Regions from separate parts of the Homo sapiens genome. Here region 2 is linked to region 1. Evidence: chromatin loops called from intact Hi-C (ENCODE). Cell type or tissue: CD14-positive monocyte. All regions are shown on one strand. Links, peaks and the distances in the headings refer to the core of each region. The heading gives the core; the rest is flanking DNA. Region 1 holds the start of CFAP61-AS1 (CFAP61 antisense RNA 1). Region 2 overlaps CFAP61 (cilia and flagella associated protein 61).

The links. Hi-C counts contacts between places; a loop is a spot of excess contacts. Peaks named below come from ENCODE experiments on the same cell type or tissue, not always from the same donor. Only the 100,000 strongest peaks of a DNase experiment are listed, where the experiment ranks them.
Region 2: a loop joins it to region 1, with 2.5 times the contacts of the local background. A loop is called at or near these places in 1 of 110 quality-filtered maps.

The regions. Positions count from the first base shown.
Region 1 is chr20:20,265,871-20,270,269 of GRCh38, reverse strand. All of the region lies in intron 21 of CFAP61 (cilia and flagella associated protein 61), which reads right to left. CFAP61-AS1 (CFAP61 antisense RNA 1) reads left to right here and starts at 2,433. Exons shown (of 4, transcript NR_183979.1): 1 at 2,433-2,776. RefSeq lists an enhancer at 2,704-3,204. In CD14-positive monocyte, for the core only: no CTCF peak of the experiment used is centred there; a DNase peak (open chromatin) is centred at 2,029; H3K4me3 peaks cover 1,758 bases; H3K27ac peaks cover 2,176 bases.
Region 2 is chr20:20,331,498-20,335,896 of GRCh38, reverse strand. The region is part of intron 25 of CFAP61 (cilia and flagella associated protein 61); the gene reads right to left. Among named protein-coding and RNA genes, the nearest start is that of INSM1, 34 kb to the left of the region's middle. RefSeq lists a silencer at 1,151-1,350. In CD14-positive monocyte, for the core only: no CTCF peak of the experiment used is centred there; DNase peaks (open chromatin) are centred at 1,826 and 3,966; H3K4me3 peaks cover 921 bases; H3K27ac peaks cover 2,514 bases.

The DNA of each region.
Region 1 (4,399 bases), core at 115-4,114:
AAGATTTGCTGGTCTGGTGGTCTGGCCATGAAGTTAGATCTCAAGAGTATAAGAAATAAATTCAGGATTTATGCACACAATATTAACATGAAGTTTTCTTCATAGTTATTATATTTTTAAGGCCAGAGAAACAAGAATTATATGTTACATTTTATAGTTTATATATTTTAAATTATGTCTATGCATATTTACCTATTCTTTTGTATTTTAATGAATAATTATGTTTCCTTTTTCTGCTTCAAAACAGACATACAGTGGTTACATATGACTCATTCATCCTCACAACAGGCCTGTGAGACAGGGTTTATCATTTTATCCAGAAAATAAGGTACAGAGAGGTTAAATCTTGAGCTCAAGGTCAGGTCACATGGCAAGCAGGTGGGTCACCAGGACTCAAACCCTGTGAGTCTATTTCAAAATCAGGTCTCATAGCACTGCAGTACACTTGCAGATGGATATGTAACACGTTACTAAAATATACTCCAACTGGCATTTTATATGGGTAAATATCTTCAGCAAATAACTAGATAATGAAATATTTTTAAGTAGCAATCACAGATTATTAATAAATTGTGAAATAAACACTCATTAAAAAACAGGCCAGGAGTGGTGGCTCATGCCTGTAATCCCAGCACTTCGGGAGGCGAAGGCGGGAGGATCACTTGAGGTTAGGAGTTTGAGTCCAGCCTGGCCAACATGGTGAAACCCCATCTCTACTAAAAATACAAAAATTAGCCGGGTATGGTGGTGCATGCCTGTAATCTGAGCTTCTCAGGAGGCTGAGGCAGGAGAATCACTTGAGCCTGAGAGGCAGAGGTTGCAGTGAGCCTAGATTGCACCACTGCACTCCAGCCTGGATGGCAGAGCAAGATTCTGTCTATATATGTGTGTGTATATATATATATGTACACATATACATATATGTGTATGTTACATTTTATAGTTTATATATTTTAAATTATGTCTATGCATATTTACCTATTCTTTTGTATTTTAATGAAATATATATGTATATATGCACATATACGTGTATATATATACATATATGTATATATGTGTATATATACATATATGTATATATGTGTGTGTATATACATATATGTATGTGTGTGTGTGTGTGTGTATATATATATATATATATATATATATATAGCCCACGAATAGAACCAGACAATGCGCTTTTTACTTTTTAGAAGCCAAAGCATAAGATTTCTATGCCCAAAACGTGACCTGTCCCGTTCTGCTCTGCTGAATAAAAAGGGAAGAATATATTAGATATAACATAACAAAGCCTCTGTTCGATGATGCATGCAGTGGAATTTTAATGTTATACTTTTCCTACAAACATGCTTTTAATAAGGCAGTAAACTGTATTTAGCTAAAGATGAAAATAATTGATCCATTTTGAGCCATTAAGGTAGTTTATTTTTTTTACTTTACTTTCATCCTACTTTTCATTTTCATGGAAAGTACAGAGGTAATAGCAGATGAATTTCAATTAGTTTCAATTAGTGCCATAAATTGTTATAATGTATCGGGTTGCTGGGTTCTATCAGAAACCCCCCAGCAGAACACTCCAGGTTTTGTTTGCAGTTGAAAGCAGCATTTGAGCCTGTGATGTCAGCTCTTCTCCATGGCACTAGAGCAGTTCTAATAGTTTAGGGTAATTTACTTCTATAAATCCATCCAACTCTAGAGCCCGGAAAACCATGTCCTCTGGATGGACTAATTCCATCACAGAACCACTGTGTTCTCCTTTGGAAGCAGAAGATGTGAAATACAACAGTGACTGTGGGAAGGAGCTACTCTCTGGGGTGGTATCTGTGTGCGTCTGCAATGGGTAGAAGTTCAAAGGAGAGCCGACTTCCTCCTGGGAGTATCTCTTGTTCTTGATGCCCAATATCCACTGTTCTAGAACAATCCATCCACCATTCTCCCCTCACATCCCTGGGCTTCAGTAACATCAGCACTGGTGTTTGTTAGGATTCAGGGTGTGGTTCCCGGAGGGACATGTCACCCAACCACAGCCAGTGGGACACGATGAAACTATTTTTCACTGTCCTTGGCTCCCTTGCCCCAACTCACATGCTAAAGTATTTAAAAAAGGGGAAATTAGCACTGAGGGAGTAAAAATAAACTATGATGAAAACTGTCCACATTCCTCCTGGTGTTATTAGGGTGACATGAAGAAAAAGCAAGGACTGAAATGTCCAGGACGGTCACGGATGGCTCCATGCGACTTTTCAAACGTGCATAAGCACAGCCCTGCTCCTTGCTTTCCATCATGTGCCAGACTTCTAGCTTCTGGCTTCAAATGCCAATGAGACAGGCAGGTGGGAGGGAGTCCCTAGAAAAACTCCAACCAGCCTGCACATTGGGGTGGAGCCTCCGGAAATGCATGCCATCTGCAGTGGGGAGGAGCCTGGCCCCTCCTCTTCCTGTGTGGAACCTGGGAATCAAGTAGCCGGCTTGCCTTGCGGAGGATCCTGCTTCCCCCTCCTCCACCCCATTTTTTTCCTTTCACCCAGTAAAACCCTGTTTAACTCACCCTTCAAACCGTCTGCGAGGCTACGTTTTCGTGGCCACGGGACGGACAAGGACCCCATCTTTAGCTGAACTACGGAAAAGCCCTGCAACACCACCATCTCATCGCTGACTTGGAAATAAGCTAGCAGTGGCTGTGTCAGCAAGACCACCACATGCAGCAAGGGTGGCCACTTCCAGCTAGCTCCTGCATCCACAGCTGCCTCGCCCCTATTGGCTACTGCCATCCATGGTAAGCCATTCTCCCGTGGTCACCTTCTCTCTGCTGGCATGGGTACTACAGATGGAAAGGCCATTTTCCCAAAGTGCTATGTGTGTACAGCGGCACCCGCCTGGTCAGCTCCCATCCCTAAAAGGTAACCAGTTAAACTTGGACGTGGCTGGGTGCTTGCGGCCCGCCAGTGTCTGTCCCTGCCCATGCCTCTGGCTTCATCTCCTGCTGCTGCCCTTCACAGACTCTGCCCAGCCCACGTTGTTGGCCCAGTGTCTTTTGGACACAATCCAAACTCCCCCAGCCTCTCTCTCTTCTTATCCTGTCCCTCTTCAAGACTGAGCTCAAATCCTCCTTTCTCGGGGAGGCCTTCTCCAAACTTCACAGCCTCCAGGGCTCTCCTGAAGGCCACAGTGCCTCTATAGCTGACTGGCACCTGGTGTACACGGATCCCTGTCTTTAAATAGAGACTGATATCCTCAACTTCATCAGGGCCCTGGTGGCAAGGGCTGAGACTTCTACTCTAGGGTACCTTTAATTCCATCACACATAGAAGTAAGAGCAATGCTAATGGCAGCCTCTATGAAACTCTTTCTATGTATGAGAGACTGTCCTGAGTATGGCATGTAATCTCATTTATCTCTTTTCACCCTCTCAGCAACCCATGTGAGGTAGATATTATCTAGAATCTGAGACACAAAGCAGTTAAGTAACTTGCCCAGGGAAACGGCAGACCCAAGATTTGAACCCAAGTCACGTGACTCCAGAACCTGAGCTAGACTGACTTTATAAATGTCTGTTATTCGTGAGGAGGAGCTTAACTCATCCTGTGTAGCCAGCATGTTATTACTCTCATTACTAAGGATGAATTTTTAAAGAATAGCTTCAATTTCATTCAAGGGTTCTCTTGTCTTCATCTCAATTGACCATCTATTTCCAGGTAGGCCGAATGCAAAAAGTTTTGATAAAACTCACCATGTGGGAGGTAAGGAAAAGAGTTACATCCTGAACTGTCTTCACTTACATTCAGTAAAACATTTATTTTGCATTTACTATGTGCCAGGCACTATGCTGGATACAAGTGACACTGAGATAGAGTAGAGCTGAAATTATCAAAGAAATGGCTTGGAGCTTCAGCCAAGTATGGTACTGTAGATGTCTCAGAAGCAATGCTGCAACAGCTATATTCTTTTCAAAATGCAGTTCTGGAAAGATCACTAGGCTTTCTGCAGTATGAAAAGGGATTTGAAAGCCCAGCAATGAAACTCAAGTATCATATACCCAAAGTCTCAGTTAAGAAATAGAGGTCACAAGGTGACTGAAGTGATTTGGCATGAATTTGTATTTCTATATGGAATGCCCTCCCAGCTAAATGTATTTCAGCCTGCCAGAGAAGCCAATGGTTTATTTAGGAGGCTCTACCTCGAGGCCTCCTCTCACACTGGATCCTACTCTTTGCTGCATTTCCTGGGAGCCTCTGTGGGTATAATTCTGTCTGTGGTTGTTGGTTCTTGGCTCAGGTGGGGACGGGCTTTCTGTCCTAGGCCTCCTCTGCTCTGAGATTTGGACTGTGATCCAGTGATGCTGCAAGAATAATAATGGCAAGAATAAGGTCTGAATGGGACTAAAGTTATGTCTGAGTAT
Region 2 (4,399 bases), core at 207-4,206, 66 kb before region 1:
CCATGCTCTGAACAACTGTGCAACCAAATCTTATTTCCTTATGCTTTTTCCCGAGTCTTTCTAGCAACTCTCTTAATCACCCCAGTTTCCCAAGTATCCCCTACATTAGCTAGGATTAGATATGATTGAAATTACAGAAAGTTTCAAAGTAACTGTGGCTTTCAAAAGGCAGAAGTGTACTTTTTTCAGGTAGAGAAGGTCTAGATGGGGAGTCTAGGGCTGCCAGGGTGGTTCCATGGACATCAGAGCAGAGTACATTCATAGGGGCCTTGGCCTCATGATTCAAAATGGCTGCTGAGCTCCAGCCATCACATATATGTTCTGGGATGAAGTATGGGAAAAAGAGGACTCATCTCCTTTCTTCTAAGGAGAGTTCCTGGAAGTTTCACAAAGCACTTCCATTTATATCTTATTGGCCAATAGTTGGCCATATGGCTTTCTTGGTTGCATGGGAGGCTGGGAACCACTGTCATTTATTTTAGATATGATGTACTTCCTTATAAATCAGAATTCTGTTCCTGAAGGGGAAAGAGAGAATGGATGTTTTATCAGCTGTGATACCCCGAAGACTCTACAGCATCTACTTTTAACAAAAATCTTTTCTTAAATTTATGAAAATTGGGAGATGTTTTTGGTTGAGGTTTCCAGAGCTAGAACATGTTTATCACTCTAGACTCCAACTACTCCAAAACCGAACACTCTGGGGAAAAAAACCCACAGAATATTTTCCATGTGTGACTTCTACCTCCAAGCCAGTGGGAAACTCCCTGTATCCTCAGAGTCCTACATGTTCCCATCTGGCCCGACCTGGCTTAACTGCAGAGAACAGGCACAATTTGCATTCACACTGTCAGGTAGGGTTATGATCATTTTATTCTACTCATGAAAGAATGTAAATTCATGCATTTCAGTACAATTTTCAAAAATAAGAATAGGAACAAGTAAGTATTTCTAGTTATTCCTGGGTTTGCTTGGAAATGAGACCCCATGACACGAGCAGACACAGCCCTGATGCCCTGCAACAAAAAATCCCAAAGACTGAGATGGAAATCGGACTGAATATTTCCTTGAGTTCAGCCTGAGTTTGCAAGAATCCGTATCTAGTCAATTTTTTGATTGCTTTGAGGCAGATCTAGAAAGGTAAGATTAATGATTTTGAAAGCAAAACCAACTAGTTCTTTGATGACCAGTTGTAATTGTCACATGCTATGATTTACATAACCGAAAGAGCAGCAGCCTCGAAATATAATTTGGCTGTGGTCTCATTGTCACAATGCAGAGCTGGCCTCAGATGTTTCCTGCTCTGCAGAAAAACGGCTTACAATTCATTGGCACTAAGACTGAAATTCTAATTTTCAGCAGAAATCAGCTATTTTCTGAATGGCTTGTAAAATTCCTCTCTCTTAATGCTACAGAGCACTGTTTTGCCAATGATCCTGGTTTACCTGGGAATTCAGAGGCTAACACTATGGCCACACACAGCGGCTTATGCCTGTAATGCCAGCACTTTGGGAGGCCGAGGCAGGCGGATCACTTGAGGTCAGGAGTTCGAGACCAGCCTGGCCAAGATGGCGAAACCCCGTCTCTACAAAAAATACAAAAATTAGCAGGGTGTGGTGGTGCATGCCTGTAGTACCAGCTACTTGGGAGGCTGAGGCAGGAGAATTGCTTGAATCCGGGAGGCAGAGGTTGCAGTGAGCTGAGATTGTGCCACTGCTCTCTAGCCTGGGCGACAGAGCGAGACTTTGTCTCAAAAAAAAAAGAAGAAGTTAACATTGCTTAAAACTAGGTGCCTCCCACACCCTGGGCTCCCTTGCCTGGCAGCACTGGTGCTGGGAGGCACTGCTTTGCAAGGCTTTCTCTGCTCCAAGTGCATGGTTTGCCTCTGCTGGAGGCCACTGGGACCAGCATGATGTGTGTTGTCTGTGAGCTGAACACCCAGAGCTGTCTCGGAGGGAAATCCTGACCAGCCCACAGGCCCCACGACCTCCCCTGACGAGGGAGGGAGGCTGAGCTCTCTTGCAAGCACAAGTTTTCCTTTAGGTCCTTTGATGTCTATAAGAACATGGAATCTGACCTTCTGTGCCTTCATCAGGTCACATTTGCTCTGGACGGGACCAGAAATTCCCTGCCACCCTTGCAACCAGAGTCTTAGTTTTCAGAATGTTGAAGAATTACCTGAAGGATCTGTCTGCTGTCCATTTGTTTTTCTGAATCCCAGACACTCAGCCCGGGAACAGCTTAGAAGATGGAATATGTTAATTCATGAATTACGAATCTAGCCAGTGCTAACATTTCTCTCCTTGCTCTGATCTCTAAGGAGTGGGAAGCCACACATATGGGCTGAGTTGGTGATCCATTCTCAGGATGCAAGTTGACTAAACAAAGACCGATGCTTGCGTTGGTGGTCTCTCCATCTCAGCTCAGATTCGTGTTGCTGACCTGGCCTCAGTTTCCCATTTACTAATGTCCTTTTTCTTTTTACCCCAGCTCTGCCACTTGTCAGCTTATGTAATCTGGAGCTAGTTAGCGTTAGTCTCTCTTAGTCTCAGTCTTCTTAGCTGTAAAACGGGGATAATGATGGTCCTTTGTTCCAAGAGTTACTATCCGAATTCAAGGAGACACTCCAGGTAAAAGATGTGGCATTATGCCTGGCACAGGGGAGAGGCTCCGTATCAATGATTATTACTGCTATTGTTCTTAATTATCCTATTGCATATGTTTGTGTAGGCTGCTTCACATCCTTTCTGGTGTGAATTAGAAACTAAAATATTAAAATACTTTTTTGTTTGCTGCTTAATTCAAAGAAAGTCTTTCTTTGGCATAACTGCAGTTTTTCTCCTCAGGGAATGCTTTTCCTCCATTTGAAAGTACTGCATAAATTAATTTGCCTGCCATTTTATAGAGCAATAAAGGTAAGAGGACATCGTAACTAGCTTTCTTGAAGTTTTGTCTTTCACTAAAGAATTATGTGGAAATGGGCCAGGTACATTGGCTCATGCCTGTAATCTCAGTGCTGTGGGAAGCTGAAGTGGGAGGATTGAGGACAGGAGCTTGAGACCAGTCTGGGCAACATAGGGAGACGCTTGTCTCTACAAAAATTAAAAAATAAAAATTAGCTGGACGTGGTGGTGCGTGCCTGTAGTCCTAGCTATTTGGGAGGCAGAGGCAGGAGGATCACTTGAGCCCGAGTTTGAGGCTGTAGTGAGCTATGATCATGCCACAGAACTCAAGCCTGGGCAACAAAGTGAGACCTTTTTTAATTTAAAAAAGAATTCTGTGGAAACAAATAAAAATTGCATGGAAATTGTTAAACTGAGGCCTTACTTTTTTTGTGTCTGAATTGATGAAAATTAAATGCAAACTGTCCAAATGGAGTTATTTCTTTGCTGTTTTGCCTGCTTACTACACTGGGTGAGCCAAGTAAATCAAAATAGTTAAACCAGTTGTTCACTGAACATATTGAGATGGCAGTTGGGAAAAGTGGCCCCGGAATTAAGGCCCAGGCATTCTAAAGCCCAAGCAGGCTGAATTTTCTTCTGACCTGTCTGACTTTTGGTCTTACTTGCCAGAGCGAACCAGTTTTCTTGTAGAAATAGCATAATGTTTAGACACTTAAGAATTTTGTTTCTATTTAAGTTTATCCTGAAAGCACAGCCGCGGGTCATTCACACACTTTGCCATGGTGGGAAGCTGGGTTTGGCAGTGCCTTACAGCAATGTCTGCCGTCAGGGTACAGGACTGAGTCTTAGTGCTCTGCCTCTTCCCTTTTAGTCCATCTACAGTATTTGTTTGCACATTGCTGGTTTCTTAGGGGCTGCACTAATTGAATTTGCACAATAAATCTAGTGCCCTGGAAGTTGGCCAGCTATTTACATTGATTTGTTATATAAGTTCAGCACTAATAGTATGAGGCAAGGTTAGCATTTAATTCTGCAGAAAAGGGGAAGCTCTTAGTGCTTCAGCTTCCCTTCCTGTGCCTGTCTGCTCTCATTCTGCTTCTCTCTTCATAGAGAGCACAACCATTTTCCTTTAATTAGGCTGCAGAGAGCCCAGGCCAGCATTAGGCCAGGCGGCCACTCAGCCTCACTCACAATCATGCCCATTTCCTATCTATTTTCTGTAGGAAAAGAAAAAAAAAAGTGTATATGTGCACATATAAACCCCCACGAGTCAGGGGGACAAAGGAGCAAGAGAGAATGACCTTTTGTGAGGCTGAGGCTGCAAGAACTAGCAAACTCCATAGAGCAAGATATTTCACTCCCTTATTATTCCTTTGGTTAAAGTAATGGCTCTTTAAATTCTGAACAAGTGCTCAGTAGAAATATCATTGACCAGGACAGAACACACACACCATGTTTGAAATGTGTTTAAAATAATTTTAAAAATAAATAATGAA